Regions from separate parts of the Homo sapiens genome. Here regions 1 and 2 are each linked to region 3. Evidence: read pairs that join two places in POLR2A ChIA-PET (ENCODE). Cell type or tissue: GM12878. All regions are shown on one strand. Links, peaks and the distances in the headings refer to the core of each region. The heading gives the core; the rest is flanking DNA. Region 1 overlaps UTRN (utrophin). Region 2 overlaps PLAGL1 (PLAG1 like zinc finger 1). Region 3 has its middle 20 kb from the start of SF3B5.

The links. ChIA-PET counts read pairs that join two places held together with the same protein. Peaks named below come from ENCODE experiments on the same cell type or tissue, not always from the same donor. Only the 100,000 strongest peaks of a DNase experiment are listed, where the experiment ranks them.
Region 1: POLR2A ChIA-PET joins it to region 3 with 5 read pairs; 4 of 35 experiments call an interaction of 5 or more read pairs at or near these places.
Region 2: POLR2A ChIA-PET joins it to region 3 with 6 read pairs; 4 of 35 experiments call an interaction of 5 or more read pairs at or near these places.

What each region holds. Positions count from the first base shown.
Region 1 is chr6:144,368,398-144,374,017 of GRCh38, reverse strand. All of the region lies in intron 2 of UTRN (utrophin), which reads right to left. Among named protein-coding and RNA genes, the nearest start is that of SNORA98, 34 kb to the left of the region's middle. In GM12878, for the core only: no CTCF peak of the experiment used is centred there; no DNase peak of the experiment used is centred there.
Region 2 is chr6:143,951,994-143,957,613 of GRCh38, reverse strand. The region is part of intron 6 of PLAGL1 (PLAG1 like zinc finger 1); the gene reads left to right. Among named protein-coding and RNA genes, the nearest start is that of HYMAI, 53 kb to the left of the region's middle. In GM12878, for the core only: no CTCF peak of the experiment used is centred there; no DNase peak of the experiment used is centred there.
Region 3 is chr6:144,072,834-144,078,453 of GRCh38, reverse strand. No RefSeq gene overlaps it. Among named protein-coding and RNA genes, the nearest start is that of SF3B5, 20 kb to the left of the region's middle. In GM12878, for the core only: no CTCF peak of the experiment used is centred there; a DNase peak (open chromatin) is centred at 2,994; H3K27ac peaks cover 1,374 bases.

The sequences.
Region 1 (5,620 bases), core at 860-4,859, 300 kb before region 3:
TATTTTATAGTAAGAAGATGCAGTGTAAGCAAATGGATAACACATACACCCACGGTAATTCAAAGGCTCTCCATCCCAGGACCTGTTCACAAATGCAGACCTTTGAAAATATTCTGCAAGCACTGAGTGGCTAATATTTGTGTAATTTGAAGAAAAGAACTAGAAATAATATAACCATAAGAAATTGATATTTTTAGGAATAATGAATGGAATTGATTTTGTAGTAACAATGAAAATGATGACAGCAGCAGCAGAAATAACTAACACATAGAGTGCTTACCATGTTAGGGGCATGGTACCACCTCCCAGCTATTATCCTATTTTTTGTCATTGGGATGTAATTCACACGCCATAAAATCCATCCGGATTTAACGGATGTACGATTCTGTGGTTTTTTACTGTATGCACAAAGTTGTGCGACAATCATCCAATCTTAATTCCAGACACTTTCATCACCCCAGAAAGAAACCCATTAGCAGTTACTCCCCCATTCCCTGCCAGCCTCTGAGCCCTAATAAACCACTAGCCTACTTTCTCTCTTTATGGATTTTCCAGTGGCAGACATTTCATATAAATGGAATCATAGGATATGTCACCTTTTGTGCCAGACGTCTTTCACTTAGCATTATGTTTTCAAGGCCCATGCATGTTGCAGCTTGTATCAGTCCTGTATTTCCTGTATGGCTGAATAATACTCCATTATATGAAATGACCATATTTTGTTGATCCATTCGTCGGCTGATGGGCATTTTGGTTGTTTCCACTTTTTGCCTATTATGAATAATGCTGTTATGAATATCCATGTACAAGTTTTTGTGTGAACATATGTTTTCAGTTTTCTTGGGCAGAAAACTTAGAGAGAAATTACTGAGTTATATGATAACTCAAAGCTTAACTTTTTGTAGAACTGCCAAAATATTTTCCAAAACTGCTACACTATTTTACATTTTCACAAGCAATATAAGGTTCTAATTTTCCCACATCCTTGCCAACACGTATTTCTTTCCATTTTTATTACAGCCATACCAGTGGGCACAAAGTAGAAAAATTTCGCTATGGTTTTGATTTGCATTTCCCTAAGTGACTAATGATGTTGACCATCTTTTCATGGGCAATAATTATTAGCCAATTGTTTATCTTTTCTGGAGAAATATCTATTCCTTTGCTCATTTTTCAATTGGGTTGTCTTTAGATTGTTGAGTTATAAGAATTCTTGGCTGGACATGATGACTCACGCCTATAATCTCAGCACTTTAAGAGGCTAAGGTGAGCATATCACCTGAGGTCCAGAGTTCAAGACCAGCCGGGCCAACATGCTGAAACACGTCTCTACAAAAATAGAAAAATTAGCCAAAATTAGCCAGGCATGGTGGTGCATGCCTGTAATACCAGCTACTTGGGAGGTTGAGGGAGGAGAATCGCTTGAACCTGGGAGGCAGAGGTTGCAGTGAGCCGAGATCACACCACTGCACTCCAGTCTGGGTGACAAAGCAAGACTCCATCTCAAAAAAAAATAAAATAAAAAATAAAAAGACTTCTTTATCTATTGCGGATACTAGACCTTTAGCAGATACCTAATTTGCAAATATTTTCTCCCATCCTCTGGACTGTCTTTCACTTGCATTTTCTTATTTTAATCCTCACAACAGCCATGAGGTATTATTGTGGCTATTACTATCCCATTTAACAGATGGGAAAACAGAGCTGACATACACAACTAATAAGAACTGGAGCAGAGTCCAACCCAGGCAATCTGCCCCCAGGCATCCATAGGACATACTGTCAGAAGCGCTGAGCTCATTAGATGCTATAGCAATAGGCACTAAATAAAATAAGCAGGATTAAAAATGATTAACTTAAAAAGAAACAGTATTACTGGTGCTTTGCACAGAAATACCAGAAGGCCCTTCTTAACTTGAGGAGGAAGAGTGGCTTAAAATAAAGCACATTCAGCCTTAAAAGGAAGGCAAAACTTGGCCTTTAAACACTGTCTATTCTTTTCAATTGTAGGAAACTTTCTTTCTTATTGAGTTATGTAGTTGAAACAAAGGAATTCAGAATACAAATGGTATTTTTGCTGAGATGCAAACATTGTAAATAGTCACAGTGGGTGTTTTGTTAGGTGGAGGCCTATTTCTTAGTCAACAACCCCCTCTTTTCAGAATGTATGCCTCCCCAGCCCTACGCACCCACTCTCTGAGATGATGAACAAAGCAGAGTTTTAGCAACTAAGATATCACTCCAATCTGTCACTCCTTCTTCTACCCTTATTTCTGCCACCAGCTATGTGAAATATAAAAGTTAATCTGCGGCCAGGCGCAGTGGCTCATGCCTGTAATCCCAGCGCTTTGGGAGGCCGAGGACGGCAGATCACCTGAGGTCAGGAGTTCAAGACCAGCCTCAACATGGAGAAACCCCATCTCTACTAAAAATACAAAATTAGCCAGGTGTGGTGGTGCGTGCCTGTAATCCCAGCTACTCGGGAGGCTGAGGCAGGAGAATTGCTTGAACCTGGGAGGCGGAGGTTGCGGTGAGCCGAGATTGCGCCATTGCACTCCAGCCTGGGCAACAAAAGTGAAACTCCGTCTCAAAAACATAAGCACATAAATAAAATAAATAAAAGTTAATCTGCAAAGAACTTTAGTATGTCTGTAGAATTAGGTTCATGGTAAATAATGGGTAATAGGGGGATTTAAAAAAGCATGCTAGATCTACTAATACTGGCATGGAAAGGAATTCAGTATATTTAGCTAAGGAAAAACAAAACCTGTAAACAATATAAATAATATCATCTTGTATTTATTAAAAATAGGCAATATAAATTCATATTTTAATACTCACGTTAGTAAATGCACATAAACAAAAAAAGTCAGTGGGGAGAGAAGACCCTGTTGAACTTGACTCTATTCTGGCACAGTGAAGAGACATGAGAGGTGTAGAATAAGTGGGAGGCCCCCTTGCAGGGATGAGTCAGGGGACTGGGGACAGTGCTAGGTGGGGAGTTTGACTGGGGCAGTACACCTGTCAAACAGTAATGCAGGTGTCTTAAGGTGAGCTCAGGGAGGACAGAAACATCCCATGGAGCAAAAGGGCAAAAGCTCACTTGATCTTGATTTTCAGTACGAATACAGGCCCCATGTAAGTCTGAAATCCAGGAGGACAGTCAAATCATAAAGCTCCAAAATGATCTCCTTTGACTCCATGTCTCAAATCCAGGTAATGCTGATGCAAGAGGTGGGTTCCCATGGTCTTGGGCAGCTCCGACCCTGTGGTTTTGCAGGGTACAGACCCTCCTGGCTGCTTTCACGGGCTGGCATTGTCTGTGGCTTTTCCAGGTGCACGATGTTAGCTGTCAGTGGATCTACCATTCTGGGGTCTGAAGGATGATGGCCCTCTTCTCACAGCTCCATTAGGCAGTTCCCCAGTGGGAATTCTGTGCGGGGGCTCCCACCTCACGTGTCCCTTCCACGCTGCCCTAGCAGAGGTTCTCCATTAGGGCTCTGCCCCTGCAACACACCTCTGCCTGGACATCCAGGCATTTCCATACATCCTCTGAAATCTAAGTGGAGGTTCCCAAACCTCAATTCTTGACTTCTGTGCACCTACAGGTCCAACACCATGCATAAGCCTCCCAGGGTTGGGGCTTGCACCCTTTGAATCAACGGCCTGAGCTATACGTTGGCCCCTTGTAGCCATGGCTGGGACACAGGGCACCAAGTCCCAGGACTGCACAAAGCAGCAGGGCCCTGGGCCTGGCCCACTAAACCATTTTTCCCTCCTAGACCTCCTGGCTTGGGATGGGAGGGGCTGCCGTGAAGACCTCTGACATGCCCTGGAGCCATTTTCCCCACTGTCTTGGGGATTAACATCTTCCTGGGAAGCCCTCCAAGTTCTTCAAAGCTCTGCCTGTTACCCAGTTCCAAAGTCACTTCCACATTGTCAGGTATCTTAATTAGCAGTACCCAACTCTACCAGTACAAATTTCTTGCATTAGTCCATTTTCATACTGCTGTGAAGAAATACCCAAGACTGGGTAATTTATAAAGAAAAAGAGGTTTAATGGACTCACAGTTCCACATGGCTGGGGAGGCCTTGCAATCATGGCAGAAGGTGAAGGAGGAGCAAAGGCATGTCTTACATGGTGGCAGGCAAGAGACCATGTGCAGGGGAACTGCCCTTTATAAAACCATTAGATCTCATGAGACTTCAATATCACAAGAATAGCACGGGAAAAACCTGCCCTCATAATTCAATTACCTCCCACCAGTTTCCTCCCACAACATGTGGGAATTATGGGAGATACAATTCAAGATGAGATTTGTGTGGGGACACAACCAAACCATATCAGAGGGTTCCCCACTAGGAGTAGGGTGTAATTTGTTTTCTGTTTTGTTTTCTTTTTTGAGACAGAGTCTCGCTCTGTTGCCAGGCTGGAGTGCAGTGGCACGATCTCAGCTCACTGCAACCTCAACCTCCTAGGTTCAAGCGATTCTCCTGCCTCAACCTCCCAGTAGCTGGGACTAGAGGCACGCGCCACCACAATCAGCTAATTTTTGTATTTTTAGTAAAGACGGGGTTTTACCATGTTGGCCAGGATGGTCTCGATCTCTTGACCTCGTGATCTGCCCACTTCAGCCTCCCAAAGTGCTGGGATTACAGGCGTGAGCCACCATGCCCAGCCCAGGTTATAATTTTTATGTGATGAAATGTTTGACTTTTAAAATACAACTACACAATATTGTATTTAAAAAGAAAGAAAACAACTAAGGGTAGCACTCTGTCAGATGGTCCTACAAACCTTATAAGCCATAGAAATGAATAAACAAATATGAATCAAATGAACGAATGAACAGATCTGGGTAAGTTTTAGTGACTTCCCAAACTTCTTAAAGTTATGAGAAAAATAATGCATGTCCTCACATATGTGAATTTGAGCACAGGCAGAAATTCTATAACCTCCACATCAATTTTTTTAAAGACCTCTCAATCCAAAAAAAGTTTATGAACACTATCTTAAGAGAATTCTATAAGGTCTCATTTTATGAAAGGTCAAAACAGAAATTAAAAGATAAACCAAACAAAACAAAATCCCTTAAGTCAAACACAGTAAAAAGACACCTTGTAAGTCACAAAAGAACTGTCATTAGAGCTCTCTTAGATCCTGATCTGTAATTTCCAAACTGCCACTAAACGGACCCTAACTTTAAAAAACCTTATCATTTATTCATTTATAATCCTTTTTTTTTCTTTTTTTGCGACGGAGTTGCCCAGGCTGGAGTGCAAGGGCATGATTTGGGCTCACTGCAACCTCCTCCTCCCAGGTTCAAGCGACTCTCCTGCCTCAGCCTCCTGAGTAGCTGGGACTACAGGCGTGCACCACCACACCCAGCTAATTTTTGCATTTTTAAAGTAGAGATGGGGTTTCATCATGTTGGTCAGGCTGATCTAAAACTCCTGATCTCAGGCAATCCGCCTACCTCGGCCTCCCAAAGCGCTGGGATTACAGGCCTGAGCCACCCAGCCATGCTTATCATGTATATTCCTTAATGGTAAAGATATGTTTCTCTTTCCTAAGGCCAAAAAACAAGGAATCTAGCATATAAAAATTAACAAATTAACA
Region 2 (5,620 bases), core at 804-4,803, 120 kb after region 3:
GGCTTTTCTTTCCCTTGAATGTTAACCTTATTGGAAAAATAATAGGTCCTGCTGCTAATTAGAGTTCTGGTTCCTCCATGTCCTACACTTAAGAGTCCCAGGAAAAGAGATCACCGCCATCAGCTATAGAAGCAGACCCTAAAAGGGCCTAAAGGCGAGACTCAAGGGTTTCTAGGGAGTGAGGAGGGGGATGTATTTTCAGCTATCATAAAGGAATGATCCCCATTCCTGACTGTAACAATTAGAAAATCTTCCCCTAATACCAAAGGCTCTTGTCTGGATTTTGGGAGTTGCTCTCCACCCCTCACCCCCCCACCAGACTCCTGAGAGTCTTCATTCATAAATAGTCCTCTTCAAACAAGGCAGTCCCATCTCAGCTTGAGAACCAGGCCTGGACTTAACCCTTGCCTTTCTCAATGCACACATCTATTTTACTTGTAGACATTTGTCTATTTTTTTGTGACTGTTTCTATTTAAAAATACAATGCATATGGTGGGGAGAGGTGAGGAGGCCTGTCAAAGATCCAAGAGTCTGCAACAATATTTCTTTTCCTCCGTTCCCCCTGGTGGGTACTATACTGGATGACCCATCTGGAAGAAGGCCTTTGGCCCTTTCGTGGGGATCCTGGCTGTCCCAGCCCCTTGCTTCCGTGCTATATGGATGAGGAAGGCCAGTGGTGGAAGGGGCCCCAGACCTGTGAGAGATGAAGCACTTCTGGGGTGACAGATCCCAGCTCCCTGCTCATCAGAGTCATCCCTTCCCCCTTGGTAGTTCAGCATCTCTCAGTCCTCTGTGGCTCTCCAAGGCTCACATTCATTGGCTTTTGCCTTTTCCATAGCTTCTCTGGACTTCTTCCTGTTTCAGTTGAGAACGTTTTATTGGCATCCTCTACCTCTACCACCTCACTCCATCTCCATGTAGATGCAGTCAGGGGCTAGGCTTGACTCAATAGGTTAGATATCTTCAATCTGCTAAATATAGCAAAGAAAAGCTCCCATCTATAAAAAGCCTACCTTCTTCTAGTAGAAGAGATAACCAAAAGATTTTTGTTTTGGGTTTGTTTGTTTGTTTGTTTATTAGGATCTTGTTTGTACTATCACCATCTAGAAGTTATTTACCAACATCAAGTTTTTGAACTCAGACTTAATTCTCATTTTGCTCATTTTTATCACCATAGGCCTATCAGTAGACCATCTTATCCAAGAGGAGCTGGGGGGATTTTGAGGCAGAAGGCTGCTTCTGTCTTTGGAGCTCTGAGAATTCCATGCCCCCACAAGGCTGCTTCCATCCGGGCTACAGTGCAGAGTAGATGACCTAAGGGAGTCTCAGTCTAGCTGCAGCCTGCCATAAAGAAAACAAATTCCTCCTTACCCCCAGGGCTAGCCCACTTGACCAAACCACTCTAGGAGGAAAACATTGGTGATCAAGGTTGAACACGTGAGTCACTGACAGGATATGAGGCCACCCATGGAAAGCTCAGAGTAACTTATAAAATCGCCTGTATAAGTTAGGTTCAGAAAGGCATCCGCTTCCCTAGACTAGAAGAGCTCCTGAGCCACTCCACGCTTCACGTCTCCTTGCTGGCCCGAATGCCCATTAGGCACCATTAAGCCCAGCATGTCTAAAAATGAACTCCTAACGCTTATTTTTTGCTGAGTTTTTCTTCTGGGATGCAGAAGAAAACCTCTCTCTGCCACCACCATTCCCTCTTTCCCCTAACCTCAGTCCTAATCCAGTTATTCTGTTTACAGAGTGTCACTGGAACCTGCCCTCTCTCCTTGTGCAGGCCTGTGTTCTCTCTTCTGAGATCTGGCAGAAGCCTAAATGATCTCATTATCCAGCCCACCACCCTCCAGCATGTCTTATACGTCCCTGCCAGAGTTACCATCAAAAAGTGAAATCTGGTGGCAAGTCCACTGCTTCTGATCGGTCCCCATTGCCCAGCTCCCTGGTGGTGAGCGCCTGGGTCGTCCTTTCCCCTTGGTAGTTTGGTTTTGTCAGTTTTCTGTGGCCCTTTGAGGCTCACAATCACAGGCTGAGGCTTTCCCCACTGCCTCTTCCCATTCCTCACAGCATTTTATTGGCATTCTCTACCTATTTCTACCTCTTCTCTTCCCGCCCTCCTCACTGCATCTCCACATAAATTCAAGAGTTTGTGGCTGGACTTGACTAAATAGATCAATCTGCTAAAAACAATTTATGACAAAAAAGCCCACCTTCCCCTTGTAGAGTGGACCCTTCACGATTCTCCATCTCTCTAGCCTGTTTTCTCCTTTGCCCACATCTGCACCTGTATTCCAGTCTTACTGAACCACTTATTCTCCAGGTGGTTGGATTCATTCCCTTGGCCTGAAATAGACCACCTCCCTCTTGAACACGTTGTAAACTTCTACGCTAGCTTCAACTTTTACTTCTCTGTGACACCTTTCTTGATCTCCCAAGCAAGAGATGGTCACTGCCTAGACAACCACCACCTCAAGTTTTAGTAATGATTTTCACTTCTATTTATCTGTTTTCATGCATATGTCATTATAGAGCAATGTAATTGTATTCTGTCCATTCATTCCTGAGGAAACACATCTTTGAATATATCCTGTCCATGATTCCAGTCTTGCATATTGTCTCTTTCCCTTTGGCTGGGCACTAGTTACCTGTCTTTATTTTCTGGCTAATATGATGGTATTTAAACTATATTTCTGTTTGTGGATATTTAGAAATGCAGCTGTTTGTGTAGTTTGATTTTTATAATCAAACACCTTGCCAGGCTTTCTAATCTTGTGTGTGGATTCTTTGGGATTTTCTATATCGACATTCCTCTGCAAATAAATAATTATTCCATTCCAATTTTATGCCTTTCATTAGTTTATTGTCTTACTGTATCGTATTATCCATGACTTCTAATACATGAATGTTTCATGCAAGCAATGATAATAGGTAACTTTGTCATGTGATGAAGATAGTATACTCTGTTTTGTTAGTTTAAAAATCATCTCCTCTCCTTTCATGTTTCTTGGTGAAATGATACATATTTTAACCATTTAGTCAATGAATGTTAGTCTCTGGATTATATTAGCTGAGTTATAAGAGGCTGCCTCATGGTGTTGACTCTCAGATGCTCTCTGGGTTCTCAAGTGTTCCCCTTGCAAGTTTGACTCAAATGCCTGTCCCAGCCCCTGGGGTCTTGCACTGCCACTGCCTTTTTGTTGGTGTTGTCCTCTTTAAAAAATAATATCCTGCTCTTCTTTTAAGGACCTCTGTTCTCTCTAGGATATTAATGATTATTATTTTTGAAGTTTCCTTCCCCCCGTAGTCTTTTTTTCCCCGTTACTTTTTGTGTCAGTTTTCCCTATTAAGTGCCTTCCTCTGATTTCTGGTGATCCTTGGCCTACTAATTTGTGAGTCAAGCCAGTAAAGAGCTGATGGGAGCTTTGTATACTTAGGTGGGGCTTGTCAGCTGGGGCCTTGTATAGGGTAAGGTGGCGACCCCTGGAGGAAACCCCCTTTGTCCTTATGGTTTGCTCTTTTCTCTTGGGCTGGTCAGCTTCCCAGGGAAGACTCCTCCATCCTCCTGCCCTGAGAGAGAGGACATTCACCCTGTGTCAGGCTACTCCCCCACTTTCATACAGTCTCCATAGCGAGCACTTGTGCTAGGGGAAGGAAGGGCAGGCACCCCACTGCAGGCATCAGGAGAGGTCAGGAGGGCTCAGTGCTTCACTAACAGACTTTCACCTGCTGCTTTCATACCTGTTTCCATCCTCACTTCCAGAAGTACCTACTGTACCAAATTGCAGAGACATATGGTAGATGCTTCAGGGTATAGCAGGTTGTTTTGTTGCCTCTTAATGCTGGCTTAAACTTTAGCTTTCTTAGGATGGCCAAGTCGATCACTGCTTGTTTACCTGCTTTTCAGCTTCCAAAATTTGTTGTTTTCTCCCTTTTATATTAGGCTGTGTTTTAGAAAAATCCCACTATTACTGTTTTAGTAGAATTTTCAGAGAGACTGGAGCTACATGCTTTTATTCAGTTGGCCATCTTTAACCAAATATTACACTATTTGTAAACAGAACACACCCTGTCCCTTTTCAGATGTTCTGGCTAGGATGTGGATTTGATGTTCCAAAGCTGTAGCATAATCATCTGGACAGCTTTCTCAATTTTTTCCCTGAATATTAGAGAAATAATTCACTTTGTCTTTCTTGTTTATCTTAAGCCTCATTTCTTAGAAAGTAAGAGCTTAGTCACTGGGTTAACAAAATTCAGTCTTTCAAGGTGACAGCTGAAAAGAATCTATAGGCAACAAACCTGATGGCTCAGCAGGTGGCTCTCTCAGAGCAGAATAGAAGGGCAGGTAGTGCTTCCTACAATGAGGATAAACTAGAGTGAAAGCTCTTCAAACATATTAAGGTGGAGATCTCTACTGGGCCATTGAGTAAACACCTCACCGTGTGGAGGAGGAACTCGTGCCTCTGCCTGGCAGTGACAGAGAAAAGTAGAAGTTTGCCAGGTAGACAAGGGTTCCCAGGACATTCCAGGAGGGAGAAAGCCAGAAGCGTGAGAGAAAGTAGCACTTTAAGGAAACAGCAAGTGGAGTGATCCTTGGCCTTGCCTTCCGGCCATGATGGGAGTGAGGTCTGCAGCCATGGCAGCCATGACTACCTGGAGGTTCTGGATATCATCTTTCTCCTGATGACATTTCTAAATAGCTTTTTTAAATTTGATAGAGACTGCTACCAAAGTCCTTCAAAGAACTGATATTGAGAAAAACACCCTTGTTGGAAGACCAAAAGTGGAAATTCACTTTCCTCTCAGAAATGGGCCTTGCATTGATTGTGTCACTGAGGACAATGGAAATAGATGCCAGAAGTCACAGTTTATTTTAAGAATGTTGTAAAGCAGTTGTGCCCCATTAGATGATGTGTTATGTAGCACTGGAGAAGTCCTGGAACTACAGTTGTGTTCTGACTCCCCCCTCCACCCTCGTATACCCCTGTCCCCTGGGAACACAGTCTTTCCTGGCTGTTACCATATATATATGTTCTTCTTCCCGTCTGATCCTCTCTCATCCCCAAAATAATCAACATGAGCAGAACGAAGCAGATGGCACAAGCCTTCTTTGGCATACTGGCAGATCTGTATCACTCAGTATTTTTAGAATCAAGGGGACTGAAAATTATGTCCTGAGATGTTTTGGGGTAAGACTTACTATCTTTCTAGGGTGACAGGTGTTGAAATAGCACCGTATTTAAGACTCAAATGCAATTTCTATGTCAAGTCACAGAACAGAATGACTCGCATCAGGACCATTGCTCTGTAAGTTCTGTTAGGATCGTTGGTGGCCTGCCAGATAATAGAAAGTTGTCATAAATTGTTTTAAGGATGTGGCCAGAAAGTGCATTGGGTTTCAACCAAAGATTGGACTCATCAGTAAACAGCCTTTGAACTGATCAAGTGCGTGGTGATGAGAGATGTTGTATATACCCACAGTTGTTGTTGTTGTTGTTGTCGTTTTTTAATAGCTAAGCTTTGACCCTCAGCCACAAAGCGTTTATAGTCTGTTGGGGTAGACAGTCTTGTTTTTACAGAAGTTTATTATTATATCATGAAAACAAATATTTGTAT
Region 3 (5,620 bases), core at 795-4,794:
TACTGCATTTGCTGTATTTTAAGATGTACATGTTTTCTCTTCACATCTTTATATCTCCAAAATCAGGCAGCATCATATAATCACTGTTGGCCCAATGGCAGTCATGACACGGCTTGACTGTGCTTACCCAAATATTAAAAACTCCAAAATCAAGACCTGTCCAAAGGGGTGTCAGCAGCTTGAGAAAAAATCCGGAGACAAATATGGGATCATTTTCTTAGCTCTCAGAACCCAAATTGTAATGGGAAGAGGGGTAGGGACAAGTAGTGAATCTGATATGTTTAGCAACATTTCTGAAGCAAGGGTCAAAAAGCTCTTGCTCTATACTTGCACAGTCAGCTCAACAGCTCAGCACCAATGGCTTTTAGTTCTTTTACGAAGTCTTTTAAGAAATGCTGTGTCATCAACACTCTTGATACCACAAAGAATATAAGAAAGCATTGTGCCTTCAGTTAAGCAGTCACATTTTTTCCTCCTACTGGTATATAAAATAATGGTGCATCCTACATCTGATAGCATTTTAGACTTGATGAAATAAAGTACCAGTTTTTGTCAGGATGGTAAGGATACAAAAATAAAAAAGAACATAGAAGTAAATCACATAAACCTTGCCTTTAAGGAATTTATACTCTAATTGAAAAGTGAAGGCATCTGTATTAGTCTGTTTTCACACTGCTGATAAAGACATACCTGCGACTGGATAATTTATAAAGAAAAAGAGGTTTAATGAACTCACAGTTCCACGTGGCTGGGGAGACCTCACAATCATGGTGGAAGGTGGAAGGTGAAAGGCGCATCTTACATGGCAGCAAGCAAGAGAGAAAGAGAGCCAAGCAAAAGGGGAAACCCCTTATAAAATCAACAGATCTCATGAGACTTATTCACTACCATGAAAACAGTATCGGGGAAACCGCTCATGTGATTCAATTATTTCCCACTGGATCCCTTCCACAAGATGTGAGAATTATGGGAGCTACAATTTAGGATGAGATTTGGGTGGGAGACACAGCCAAACCATATCAGCATCTATTTACTGTGTCTTATATACAGCATTTACTACAAGAGAGGAGATAAAAGAAGACAAGTGAATGGCTCAAGGTTTCTGAAGAGGTAGTGATAACTGGCAGAGAGCAGACCCCTAGAAATGAATAGGGACTCTCTTCTGAAAGAAGTAGTTCTTGAACTTGGCATTTAAGTAAGGATATGGCTCAGGTCAACAAAGATAAATGAGAGAGGGTATTCTAGAAAAAAGAGAATAGAAGGTAAGAAAAAGTGGAAGTATAAATATGTATCTTAGAAGAAAGCCAGTCAAGAGCAGAGCATTCTTAAGGGAAGCTCTGTTGGAGGCCAGATTGTAAAAGAGCCCAAAATGCCAACCCAAGAAGCCGAGACTCAATTCTGGGGGCAATGGGAATTTTTGTGCAGAGATTTACTTGTTCAACGTTGTGCCGCTACAAGTTTAACCCAGAATCAATGTGCAGAAAGAATTGGACAGACAGGAAAGGGCAAGGGCGGTGGAGGGGACAGGGGACAGAATGGAGGAGAAAATTCTGTCATTGAAAAATAAAAACACAGCCAATAATCTAAGAAATAAATAGAAATAAAAATAATAGAAGGAAATAGAAGAACAAAACATTAATTTCAACAACAAAAAATAGTGTTATGGGTTGAATTGTGCCCCCCCCTAAAAATAGTGTGAAGTCCTAACCCAGAGTACCTCACTTGGAATGTGACCCTATTTGGAAATAGGGTCTTTGCATTAATCCATTTTCTGTTGCTAATAAGAGAATACCTCAAACTGGGTAACTTACAAAGAAAGAAATATTTCTTATAGTTATGGAGGCTGAGAAGTTCAAAGCCAAGGGGCTGCATTTGGTAAGAACCTTCTTGCTTGTGGGGACTCTCTGCAGAGTCCTGAGGTGGTACAGGGCATCACATGATGAGGGGGCTGACTGTGCTACCTCAGGTCTCTCTTCCTCTTCTTATAAAGCCATCAGTTCTACTCTCATGATAACCCGTTAATCCATTAATCTATGAGTGGATTAATCCGCTAACCTATGAATTGATTAATCCATTCATGAGAGCATGGCCCTTATGACCCAATCACCTCTTATAGGCCCCACTTCTCAATACAGTCACATTGGGGATTAAGTTTCAACATGAGTTTTGGAGGGGACAAATACTCTAAACGTAATAGTCTTTAAGAAGCAATAAAGTTAAAACTGAGGTCATTAAGATGAATCTTAATACAATATGACTGGTGCCTTTATAAAGAGGAAATATTTGGCCACATAAACAGATGTGCACATAGGAAGAACACAATGTGAGCATGAAGATAGAGATTAGGTGATGCATCTACCAGCCAAGGGACACCAAAGATTGCCAGCAAACTATCAGAAGCTAACAGGCAGCTGTGGAACAGATTCTTCCTCCCAGGCCTCAGACAGAACCAACCCTGGCAACAGCTTGATCTCAGGCTTCTAGCCTCCAGAGCTGTGAGACAATAAGTGTTGGTTAATGTAAGCCACCAGGACTCTGTTCCAGCAGCCCTAGCAAACTAATACAAATAATCTCAGCAACAGTTTTCCGGGTGGTGTCGAGAGGTTTCAGATACAGAGAGGTGTTTTTGCAACAAAACAAAACCCAACCAATCCAATTGCAACTTTAATACAATGTCTTCTTAATCTAGAAGAGCTTTCTTTACAGAAGTCTTTGAAGATCTAAAATGAAATATTCAGCATGAAGGACAAAAAGGCCAAGTGTAACAAGCAACTTTTCACCTAAGTCATTTCACTCTAAGCTGATCTTCAAAATGCAAACTCCACTCTCTTTAGTGTTTTTGAAAGGCATGGTGGACCAAGATAATGTGGCTAAGCTTACACAGAGCTGGTCTAGATTCCTCCAAGGGCACTTATACCCATTATTTTGTGACCTGCTGCAGTTGCTATAAACTAATGGACTAGTTCCATCTGAAGAGACAAAAGAGGAAAATGCTAGACTCTTTCAAATCTCTTGATGGCAGGGGATTTCCACTGTTCTTCAACAGCTTTCTCGGGTCTATCCCACACTGCCCTATTTGGACGGGGATTCCCTAAAGCCCCTCTGTAACTGGAGAAGTTTCCTGGGGTCACTCTGGAAGTGGGCACTGGCCTACACAGGCTGAGACCTGATGAGTTGCTTCCGCCCACCTCCCCACTTAGCCTACTTTAATGCAAACTTTGCACAGCATGGAAATTAAGGGCAAAGACCAAGAGGGCTAAGCTACCTAGATTCAAATCCTGGACCTGAAAGCCCTTGGAAAAGGGACCTAACTGATTTTTGCCTCTGCTTCCTTATTAAACGAGAATAATTCTAAAGCCTATTTCATAGGATTTTTGTAAAGTCTAAAAGGCTTATTACATATAAAGAGTGTAAACATATAAATGGCATATTGTAGGTACTCAATAAATGTAATTATAATATCCTTTATGAAATTTTCATATTATTGAGTGTAGAGAAAATATTTAGAAACTGTATCTGTATAAAAAAGTTATATATATTTATGATAAAAATATGACTATAATATCTATATATACTTGGGAAATAAATCACCTTATTGAGCTTCAGTTTAAAACACAAGATTGCCCACATACACTATTAAGTATAACACGTCTGCACAGACATAAGTTAAAGCCCTCCAGTCACTCAAAAATAAGTGCTTCTTTACCTTTTTTTTTTTTTTTTTTGAGACAGAGCTTGGTCTGTCGCCCAGGCTGGAGTGCAGTGGCATGATCTTGGCTCACTGCAACCTCCACCTCCCAGGTACAAGTGATTCTCTTGCCTCAGCCTCCTGAGTAGCTGGGATTATAGGTGCCCGCTACCACGCCCAGCTAATGTTTGTATTTTTAGTAGGGACAGGGGTTTCACCATGTTGCCCAGGCTGGTCTCGAACTCATGACCTTAGGTGATCCACCCGCCTCAGCCTTTCAAAGTGCTGGGATTACAGGCATGAGCCACTGTGCCCGGCCTAGTGCTTCTTTACTTCTATAAACTTCAAAACCCAGCTCTCATGATCAAAAATGATAATTGATATGTGAAGGTATTTTATTTATTTTAAATGAGTAAATTTTGAAAAAGAGAATGTAGTAGAGAAAACTCTCTCTAACCACATTTTTCCTCTACTCTTACACAACAGTCAACACAGAAGACTCTGTGATCAAATGTGTGGGTTTTTTTTTTTTTTTTTCCCACACACCAAGTAATAGACACAACCTGGGTGTCCTCCAATCCAGTTCTGACACCATTTACCCTAAGACAGTGTCAGATCCCACAGGCTGAGGGCTGAGTCCCAAGATTGCCTCCCCTTACACACACATCAGTCGCAAGTTCCATGACCCTTTCTTTGGGTTCAATTAATTTGCTGGAGCCACTCACAGAACTCAGGAAAACACTTATTTACACTTACCAGTTTATTATAAAGGATACTGCAAAGAATATAGATGAAGAGGCATGTAGGGTGACGTATGGGGAAGGGACGTGGAGCGTCCATGCCCTCCCTGGAGGCCAACCTGCAGGCACCTCAGTGTGTTCAGCTACCTGGAAGCTCTCTGAACCCGTCCTCTTGGGTTTTTTATGAAAGCTTCAAAACATCAGCTTTCCTTACCCCAGGGTGTAGAGTGAGACCCTCTCCTGGGAGGGTTTTAAGACCCACCCACTATCAGACAGGCGGGGAAACAGGAGAGTGAAAGGAAGGCAGGAGAAAGGCAGAGGCCTATCCCTGAGGCCAAATACACCCAACATTAGAACAAAGACTGTAGCAAGGGCTTATGGGAGGTATGAACCAGGAACAGTGGACAAAAACCAATATATATATTTATATATATCTCATAATACCGCAGAGAATGTTCTTACAGTACCGCATACTGAATCAAAGAACTTAGCTATATAAAACAATTATAATCATTTCCTGAATTTTTCTAAAATAATTTTCTTTTATTCAACCCATGTTTATGTGTTGTCAGATCCCTTATTAATGCATCAATCTATTCTTAGGGAAATCATTAGAATATGACTAATTCATCATAATTGGTATCTATTGAAAGATTAAAACCCAACTGAGATGAATCCAGGAAAAAAGGCATCACTGAAAGATGTATTTTTTTGAGTGACTCACACGCAGTGGGAAAAATATACAAAATGCAAAAAACAAAACAGTGGCATCGGTTTACAGAAACGATGAGAATAGAGGAACAAGTTGTTAAACTGTACCACAAGGAAGTAAACAGACAAATGCAGAATGTGGGATGTTTGAATATTATGGATCTGGTTTCTTCCACAAGTTAATGGCATGGAAAATAAAAAGACTAAAAAGGAGTTATGAGCAATAACAACAAAATGCATTGGGTAGAACTTGTGTGGTCCCTGATTAAAATAAAACAAAACAATACCCCTCCCTCCCCAAAAAAAACAGTTGTAAGAACACATTTTTGAGACAATAGAGAAAATTTGAATACAGTATGGGTTTTATACAACACCAAGCTATGACCATCAATTTTGCTAGTGTTATGATCACATTATAACACTATTATATGCTTTATGTGCTAGTATGGATATGCTTATATGCTTCTATTATATACCACTA